Regions from separate parts of the Homo sapiens genome. Here all the other regions are linked to region 1. A link is a contact called in ENCODE Hi-C or POLR2A ChIA-PET data. All regions are on one chromosome and are shown on one strand. Each heading gives the region's core, a stretch centred on a gene start or an enhancer-like site at or near the end of the contact. The rest is flanking DNA. Distances are from core to core; before and after follow the strand shown. Region 1 has its middle 17 kb from the start of ABCB5. Region 2 overlaps MACC1 (MET transcriptional regulator MACC1). Region 3 has its middle 21 kb from the start of GIRGL.

What was found. Hi-C counts contacts between places; a loop is a spot of excess contacts on that map. ChIA-PET counts read pairs that join two places held with the same protein, here RNA polymerase II (POLR2A). Pooled maps may share reads with other maps.
Region 2: a loop to region 1 is called in a pooled map, with 4 times the contacts of the local background. The contact joins two enhancer-like sites. A Hi-C loop is called at or near these places in 1 of 168 maps with a recorded cell type or tissue (CD14-positive monocyte) and 3 of 50 pooled maps. POLR2A ChIA-PET finds 5 or more read pairs at or near these places in 2 of 52 experiments (PC-9 and activated CD4-positive, alpha-beta T cell).
Region 3: a map with no recorded cell type shows a loop between it and region 1 (9-fold over the local background). The contact joins two enhancer-like sites. A Hi-C loop is called at or near these places in 1 of 168 maps with a recorded cell type or tissue (endothelial cell of umbilical vein), 2 of 37 single-sample maps with no recorded cell type and 3 of 50 pooled maps.

Annotation. Positions count from the first base shown.
Region 1 is chr7:20,597,338-20,599,976 of GRCh38, reverse strand. No RefSeq gene overlaps it. Among named protein-coding and RNA genes, the nearest start is that of ABCB5, 17 kb to the left of the region's middle. Within about 2 kb of position 1,301, at least 2 of the 41 ENCODE cell types and tissues checked have a DNase peak (open chromatin) inside an H3K27ac peak, as active enhancers do.
Region 2 is chr7:20,192,153-20,194,791 of GRCh38, reverse strand. The region is part of intron 1 of MACC1 (MET transcriptional regulator MACC1); the gene reads left to right. Among named protein-coding and RNA genes, the nearest start is that of MACC1, 24 kb to the left of the region's middle. Within about 2 kb of position 1,296, at least 5 of the 41 ENCODE cell types and tissues checked have a DNase peak (open chromatin) inside an H3K27ac peak, as active enhancers do.
Region 3 is chr7:20,237,529-20,240,167 of GRCh38, reverse strand. No RefSeq gene overlaps it. Among named protein-coding and RNA genes, the nearest start is that of GIRGL, 21 kb to the right of the region's middle. Within about 2 kb of position 1,312, at least 5 of the 41 ENCODE cell types and tissues checked have a DNase peak (open chromatin) inside an H3K27ac peak, as active enhancers do.

The DNA.
Region 1 (2,639 bases), core at 52-2,551:
TTCCAAATAATAAGCAAAAAAGTAAACTTTTGAAACAAGCTCTTCCTTTACCTTAGGTTCAGGTAAAGCTTAGAAGGCCAAGATGATGTTTTCTAAGGAAACATTTTATAAGGGTGATTGTGGATTCCCGTGCTGCCCACAGGGAGGCCACACAAATCAGGACTTCACAATATTTTCTTGCGATAATTTGTTTACATATTTATTCCTAGGCCTGTTTTCTCCCTCCACAAAGCCAGGTTCCTTGAGTTAAAAGGGTTACTTTTTCAACTGCTATATATAACAATAATTATAGTCTGCTCCAGTTCTTCTACACCCTTCATTATTATTCAGATTTTGAGGTCTATGGCAGATTAGAATTCCTGGGTCATTTTCAGAGATTTGAGATATTTTCCTCAACCTCATTATTTTCCAGCATAAACATCTGAAATCAGAAGCAACGAGGTAATTTAAATGAAGATCAGAATGAGTTATTGACAATTTCAGATAAAAAAACAGGTTTTTGGTTTTAAAAAATATCAAATTGGAAAGAGGAGGACAATTATTTCCAGTAAAATGTAAAACCATAGGAATAGCTATTATTTATGGGCTACCTACTCCAGGCCGAAATCTTACTATATAGGATTGTATCGAATCCTCCCCAAAGCTGCCCGGTAGGCTGTATATATGTCGCCTTCAATGTTTGGGATGCGAAGATGGCGCCCCAGAGACGTCAGTCTGTCATAACGATCACGTGACTTTATGGGAAGACCTGGCATCCGATCCCAAGTCCCTCAGAAGCCAAAGCCCACAGACTTCCTCTACGCCACACTGACTTTCTCTCATTTGGCTTTCAAGTGCGTTTCTACTCTGGTTATCATATTTATCATCTCAAGTTTCCTACTCAATTACATACTTTCTTTCCAAAATAAATATTTATCCACATAAACCTCTATCTTCACAGGAAGCAGAAAGTTGAAAATCGCATAATCTCCATGAAAATTTCTGGTGATCTTCCTACGGGAAAGGGAAGTTGCGGTTTGCAAGGAGCACAGGCAGGGACCTCTTACCAGTAGTTTGTGGGTCGTTGGACCACAGGAGGATGGGGGAAGCATTTGGGCAGCCAGAACACATAAATCCATATTTGAAATACCTTCATAAGCAGTGTAGTTGGTGGGAATAACTTGGGTTCATTAATTATTCTGTAATATTCTCTTTCTGAATGCCTTGTCCGATTATTAAAGTCAGAAGAAGCTATGCAACCTGTCAGCCACTAGATGTCATTGTTGCTCATGAAATAGAATGGCTCATTCTACAGTGTTTATGTGTAGATCCTTGAATGACTGCTGTCCTCTTCCCTGAAGTTTACCCTTCAACTAAGAGCTATGAGTAATATAGAACATGTGGCTTCTGATAAGAAAAAACTTGTGTCCTTGATAGAAGCACGATAAACCTATCTAAACAGTTACAGAATATCACAAGAGTGTGCATTCATTTATGACCACTTACAAATATGAAGAACAGAGGTAACAAGAGCTCTCAGATCCAGAGAGAGAAATAAATGTAAACTGCACTGGCTGTGGAAGCTTCTAGAGATGTGGGACTCAGGTGCTGTTCTAATGGATGATTAAGACTAGGGTAGGAAGAAAGCAAGATCATTTCAAGAAGGAGGCATGCCATGAGCATTTGTGTGATGGTGGGAAAAAATACTCAATTTGGGTGAAGTAGAAGATTCATTCTGGGAAGAGTAGAGCTGCTGGTGAGGGTGACAGATGGTATAGGAACAGAAAAAACAGAGGAGTGCTTGAATTTACCTTCCATCCTGAATTTGCCTCTGAAAGTTTCTGAGGAGAGTGATGTGATGCAAATTGCACTTTAGGAAGATGAAGTGTCAGCGGTGTATAGATCCAGGAGAAAGGAAGAGTCGTATTAGGGAGAACACATACACTACAGAAAGTGGACAGCCGCTACAGTGTCCAGGTAACAAACTATAGCAGAAGACCAGTAAGGTGAACACAAAAAAATGACTGGGCTACCCTGACATGGCTATCTCTCGTTGAGGAAGACATGCTCCTGAATGGAAGGAATTAAAATATCTGGAGACTTAAACCTTGTGAATGGCCCTTCATTGTTCTCAGGACAAGGGCCCCCCAGGTCATCTAGGGCCACAGGTCCAAGCATCCTGGTGCTATGCCATTTTCTTCTTTCAGTTCCCTGAACTCATCACGCGCCTCCTGCTTCAGGCTCTCGCCTGAGTTGTTCTCTGTCTCCATCCCCTCTTCCTCCCCCTTTTCTCCCCTTACTTGTCTCTCTGTGTGCATCAGTTTCTTTACAATACACTCTCATAGAACCAGGAGCTTCTGCATCACAGCATTTATCCCTTTTCATTTATATTTCATACTTATGTAATTGCGTAACATCTGTCACTCCTTCTAGAATGTAAATTCTGTGGTAAAAGGGCTTATGTCCTCATATGCTCTCCATCATGTCTATTCTCATCACTGTGGGAGACAGAGAAGAATCAATTGCTTCTCTGTTGGGTCTCTGATGAGCCCACAGAGGGGAGAGGCGGTGACTAAGAAGCTGAGGATTTAGAATTAATGACTGTAGAAGAGATGGTTCTAATCATTTTAGTGTCCCTCCAAGTTGCCAGGGTGTAGCAA
Region 2 (2,639 bases), core at 47-2,546, 410 kb after region 1:
GAGTTGTGAAAGGCTATCATATCCTCTTTTAGTATTGAGATGGCTTTTAATGGAAACTACATGGTAGGCAATTTTAAATTCTCATTACCAAGACGTAGTTGAAAGACAGCCTTTCCTTATTGTTGCAAGAAGACAGCAAAATGATGTTTTGCATGAATGTAAAATTCCTGAGATGGATTTGCTTAATAGCTTTTCACTGGATCTCTAATGGATGGGCCAAGAGGTTGAGGCTGAGCCAGCAGCTGAGTGAATCAGGTGTAAGCTTTTAAGGGTACCATGAAAGGAGCGAAGCCTCCTTAAGTGAGGCTCTTCACACATCTGCCATGGGGGCAGATTAAAATGCCTCTTCGTGTGTTTCTTTCTAATGAAAACTAGAAAGAACAAACACATCAGGGGAGTACTCCTTTGTGGTCATGTTTTCTATGTTTGGAGTGGAGTAGACAAGCTGGGCTCCCTGCCTTCTGACATCACTGATCTCTGTGTCAGAACCTGGCTTTCCTTTTAATTCTTTTCTTTTTATTGCTTAAAATTTTATTATCCAAGATTCTATAATCTAAAATTAGGATATAAAAAAAGCGGCAAAAACCCCTCAGAGCAGCATGGCTTCCCAAATTCTCTGCTTTTCAAATGGACTCCATCGTATTTGACAACTGAGTCAGATAACGGTGACAAGATAGGATGTGGGTAGTTCTGTGGTGGAAACCCCCTCATTTTACAGATGGAGACATGGAGGCTCCCAGCAAGTGAGGAGTCACCGCAGATCAGAGAACCGCTGGCCACAAACCTTACCTAAATTCCAGATCTTGCTGTTTCTGCTCTACCTTTCTAGCATATCCACAAAATTATTAAAATAGCAAATGTTTTCTTTAAACATGGCTTCTTAAAGGTGTGTGTGGGGGCGGGGGAATAAAGATGGCAGAGCCGGGGTTGGAGAACAGTGATGTCAGCTGTTTGCTTTCTGGCTCCTAAGGGTTTTACTTTGCCATTCATGAGACAAAAAAAAAAAAAAGAAGGAATAGAAAGAGGCCAAACTTCCCCAAGAGTCTGAGTTTACCTTCCTAATGACATGTTTATTTTTCCACATTTTACAAAGTGGGACATGGCCCTCTACAACCAGGCCTGCCTTCCTGAGCTTTGGGCATGGCAGTCATTCCCTTAGTTTAGCTACAGCTTTGACAGGGTGTCTCTTATAAGATCGTAGAAGCTGAATTCTGAAAAAGCTTGCATCACTTACCATTGTCTATAACAGGATGCAACTTAGATGAGAAATGAGAATTGAAAAACAAACACTAAGAGCAAAGTTGTGTCTCATGACCATCACCTCAACATAATTGTTTTCACTTCTTCAAAATTCCTTCCAAGTTTTATCTGTAATATATACATTTTTATACTGTAATCACAGTTTATATAAACTTTCAAGATTAGCTTTTGCACTTAGTCACATTATAAACAATTTCTCATGTTGTTAGAAACTTTGTAACCATTTTTTATAAAGGTGACATCATGCCCTAAGTTGATAGCTTATAATTTATTTAATTATTCATCCATTACCAAACATTTAGGTTATTTTCAGTTTATTTTTCTATTATATATGATTCTCTGATAAAGAGTTTTATAAACATAGCTGTCCCCTTCCTCTTATTTTCTTGAAGAAAATACTGATTACTGAGAAGGGCCAGAAGAGTTTTATGATATTATTGTATACCTTCTGGGGACAGATTCTATTTTGCGGGGCCTAAAGTTTATACCACTTGGCAACAGGGGCATCTTAAGAAAAATAATATGAAATTATAAACATAAATCGCTAGGGAACTTTCCACCTTGAAGGGACTCATCACAGTGAGGAGCCATAAGATCACTTGGTGTCAGATTCACATTGTCAAAGACATTCCCTCAAATCCTGTAGTACTTTTCAATTTCATCAGTACGGGATGAGTACTTCATCCCTGAATCTTCATGAGTACCGTGTTTTCTGATTTAATTATGTTCAGCAAGTGTAGCACAACTTAATCTGGTTACATTTAATGTGAATAATTTGCTTCAGTGTGCATTTCTTTGTTTAAAAGGCCATGTTTCAGTATCTATTGCTATATAGCAAACTACTCCAAAACTTAGTGGCTCAAAACAATGGTTGTATTATATTTCACAATTTGGTGGCTGAGAGATCTAGTTAGGGATTCTCTGGGTGATTCTTCTACTTGGCCTAATATAGACTGTAGTTCTTAGGCTCCAGATGGAGTGGTTGGAAAGTTCAAGATGGGTACCCATTCATTTCTGGCACTTGGGAGGGGATGACTAGAAGTCAGGGCTTAGCTGGGACTGACAAGCAGAGCTCCTTTGTATGGTCTCTCCAGCGTGACGATCTTAGGGCAATAGTTCTAGATTTTGAAATCTGTGAACAGCGGTTTTCCTATATCTTATTAGTTAAGCAAATCACAATGGCTGGTCTAGATTCAAGGGCAATTTCAATGAGAATAGCAAAGAATTAGAGGCTATCATTAACCACAGGGTGATATTTTTTCCCTAATTGTTTTCTTCTTTTTCCTTAATTGTTTACCTGCTCAATAATACCCTATATTGGAATTTGAAAGAATAATAAAGATATAAGTAGAGCATTAACATGGTTTCATGAAAATAAG
Region 3 (2,639 bases), core at 63-2,562, 360 kb after region 1:
GAGATGAAGAAAATATCTCTGAGGAGGTGGTATCTAATGTGACAAGGAAAGATGAGAAGCAGAAAATAATGAAAAACAGACTGGAAGGATGGTTACCAGAGACTGGGAAGGATAGTGGGAGAGAGAGGGAGGTGGAGATGGTTAATGGTTACAAAAATAATAGAAAGAATGAATAAGGCCTAGTATTTGATAGCACAACAGGGTGACTCTAGTCAATAATAATTTATTTGTACATTTAAAAATAATTTAAAAAGTATAATTGGATATTTGTAACACAAAGTATAAATGCCTGAGGGGATGGATACCCCATTTAACTCTGATATTGTTATACATTGCATGCCTATATCAAAACATCTCATGTACCTCCCAAAATATACACATATCATGTACCCACGAAAATTAAAAATAAAACATTTTAAATAATAAAATAAAATCATAGAAAAAGCTAGTCAAGAAAGCCCAGGCAAAGAAAATGGAAGGATTGCCATTAGAAGTAGAAGGAATAGAAGGAGGTGGGTTTAGTGACTCAATATAGATTAAGAAGAACAAAAAACTCATTTGCAGAGCCAATAATGAATCAAGTTTTCAGAGATCTAATCCTGTGATTTCTGTTATACTTTTCTGTTTCCACAACAGTAGAATGAGAATAAAATGTACTGAAGAGCCATGAGGAGGTAAAGGAAAAAAAAATACTCAAATTTTAGCAGGTTTTTGAGATCTCATGAGACAAATTTTATTTCCAGAGAATTAATAACTCTATAGGATAATATAGTAAGGAAAAAAATTTTAGGATACACAACCTATACTTATAAAAACATGCTATTTTCCAGCAGTAAATTGAGGCACTGGGGATGTTGAATGTGTTTTTAAAAGTATTTTGAAATTTCAATTAAAAAGTTTTATTGAAAATGTTATTCATGACAGTGCTCCACTTAATGTTTCAGAAAAGTCATTGCTGATGTCAATATCTATGGAAAATGTGACATAATTTTTGTTTCAGGTCAAGGACTGCAGAAATAAATTTTTACTAATGATTACTTCCTCATTTTAATGAGGTACTTTTTTAGTATTGTTACTCTAAGGTGGTGACACCTCATTACTTGGCAAATTTACATGGTTTTCAGATTTCTGATTTATAGAAAGAAGACCGTGTGAAGCCCTAATTCACTCAGTTTCATTATGTATACAACTGATTAAAAAATAAGTCATGAGGGAACCACTAACAATGTGACTGAAACTTTGTGGTTATCTGCTAGACTGTTGAACTAATCCAACACACACACACGGAAGTTACGTTCTCTCTAAGACTGTTATGGCAGAGCAACTTCCAGCTGCTTATCCAAGTTCTATGCCGTGTAGCCTGGGCGTGGGCGTAGCTGTCACATGAACGCTTCAGGGGATCTGTCAGCATGGGAAGGACAAGAAGGTAATGGGCTTAGGATTCCTGTTCCATGCCCATGCTTGACGAAAGCTTGTTTAGAATATTCTTCTAGGATTCTTAAAAGAACATTGGAATGTCCCTGCGTTATTCCTCAATGTTGGCTGTGCTTCTCTGCTGGGGAAGGGGCTTATCACATGCGACCAAAGAGGAGCACTGTCTAAGCATCATTAGTTTCATCTCTTTTTTTTTCTTTTTGCGGGGGCACGTCTCCAATCTCATTCTTTCTCTGCTGTCTAATTCTCTATATTCTTGCTTCTCAAGGGGAGGGTCATGAACCAGCAGCATCACCTAGGAGCTTGTTAGACATGTGGAATTTCAAGCCCCCGCCACCAGACTTGCTGAATCCAAATCTGCATTTTAACAAAGAAGCCTTACACGCACATTGAACTTTGAATCTCTCCTCTACATTCACACATGCACAGGTTTCCCCTATCTGGCAAGGCTATCATCATACCTTGCCCCTGTTTCCTTGCTCTAATTATATTTTTCCTTTCTGTTATGGCCTGACTTACATGTGCTGCTTCAGATATTCCCTCCAGAACGCTCTGCAATCTGGCTTCATTTCTACCTGTAGTAGCACATGTAAGAGTCATTGCCCCTCAGCATCCTTTCTCCTTACCTCCCTGGGGATCTACCCCTCCTCCCTTTTCAGACCAGGGGCTGCATACCCTTCCCCCAGGCTACTGCGTATAACCACATTAAGTCAAATACTGCATAACATTCCTTCTGACCATGGTGATTGGTGCCCACAATGAGATTGTTTTGTGACCACTTAGAGCTAATGAGAAGTAATCAGAATTGATTGGGACTTCTGGAGAGTAAGAGTTCTTACTTTTCTTACTGTGGGGTTTCAGGATGACAGGATATAAATGCTAGGGTTTCTCCTGCAATCAGTCCTGCCTTTAGACCCAGGCAGAAGTGGCTTCTGCTCTGGACCCAGGGTTATGGTTTTCCTCTAGCTCTACTTCTTCACACTGGTCAGGGAATCTGAAAGGCCATGAGGGTTTACCACCCAGAACCCATGATATCCCCTTCTTCAGGAACCCAAGACTCTGAAATTCTCTGTCCAATGTACTCCAGTCTTGCTCCCAAAAAATTCCTTGGGCTGTCTCTCAAGGTGTGTCTTGCTACTGGTGGTATTCATACTTCTCCAGCTTGAGTGGTGGCCAGGGAAAGGTTTCTAGGAGGGGAGTGGACA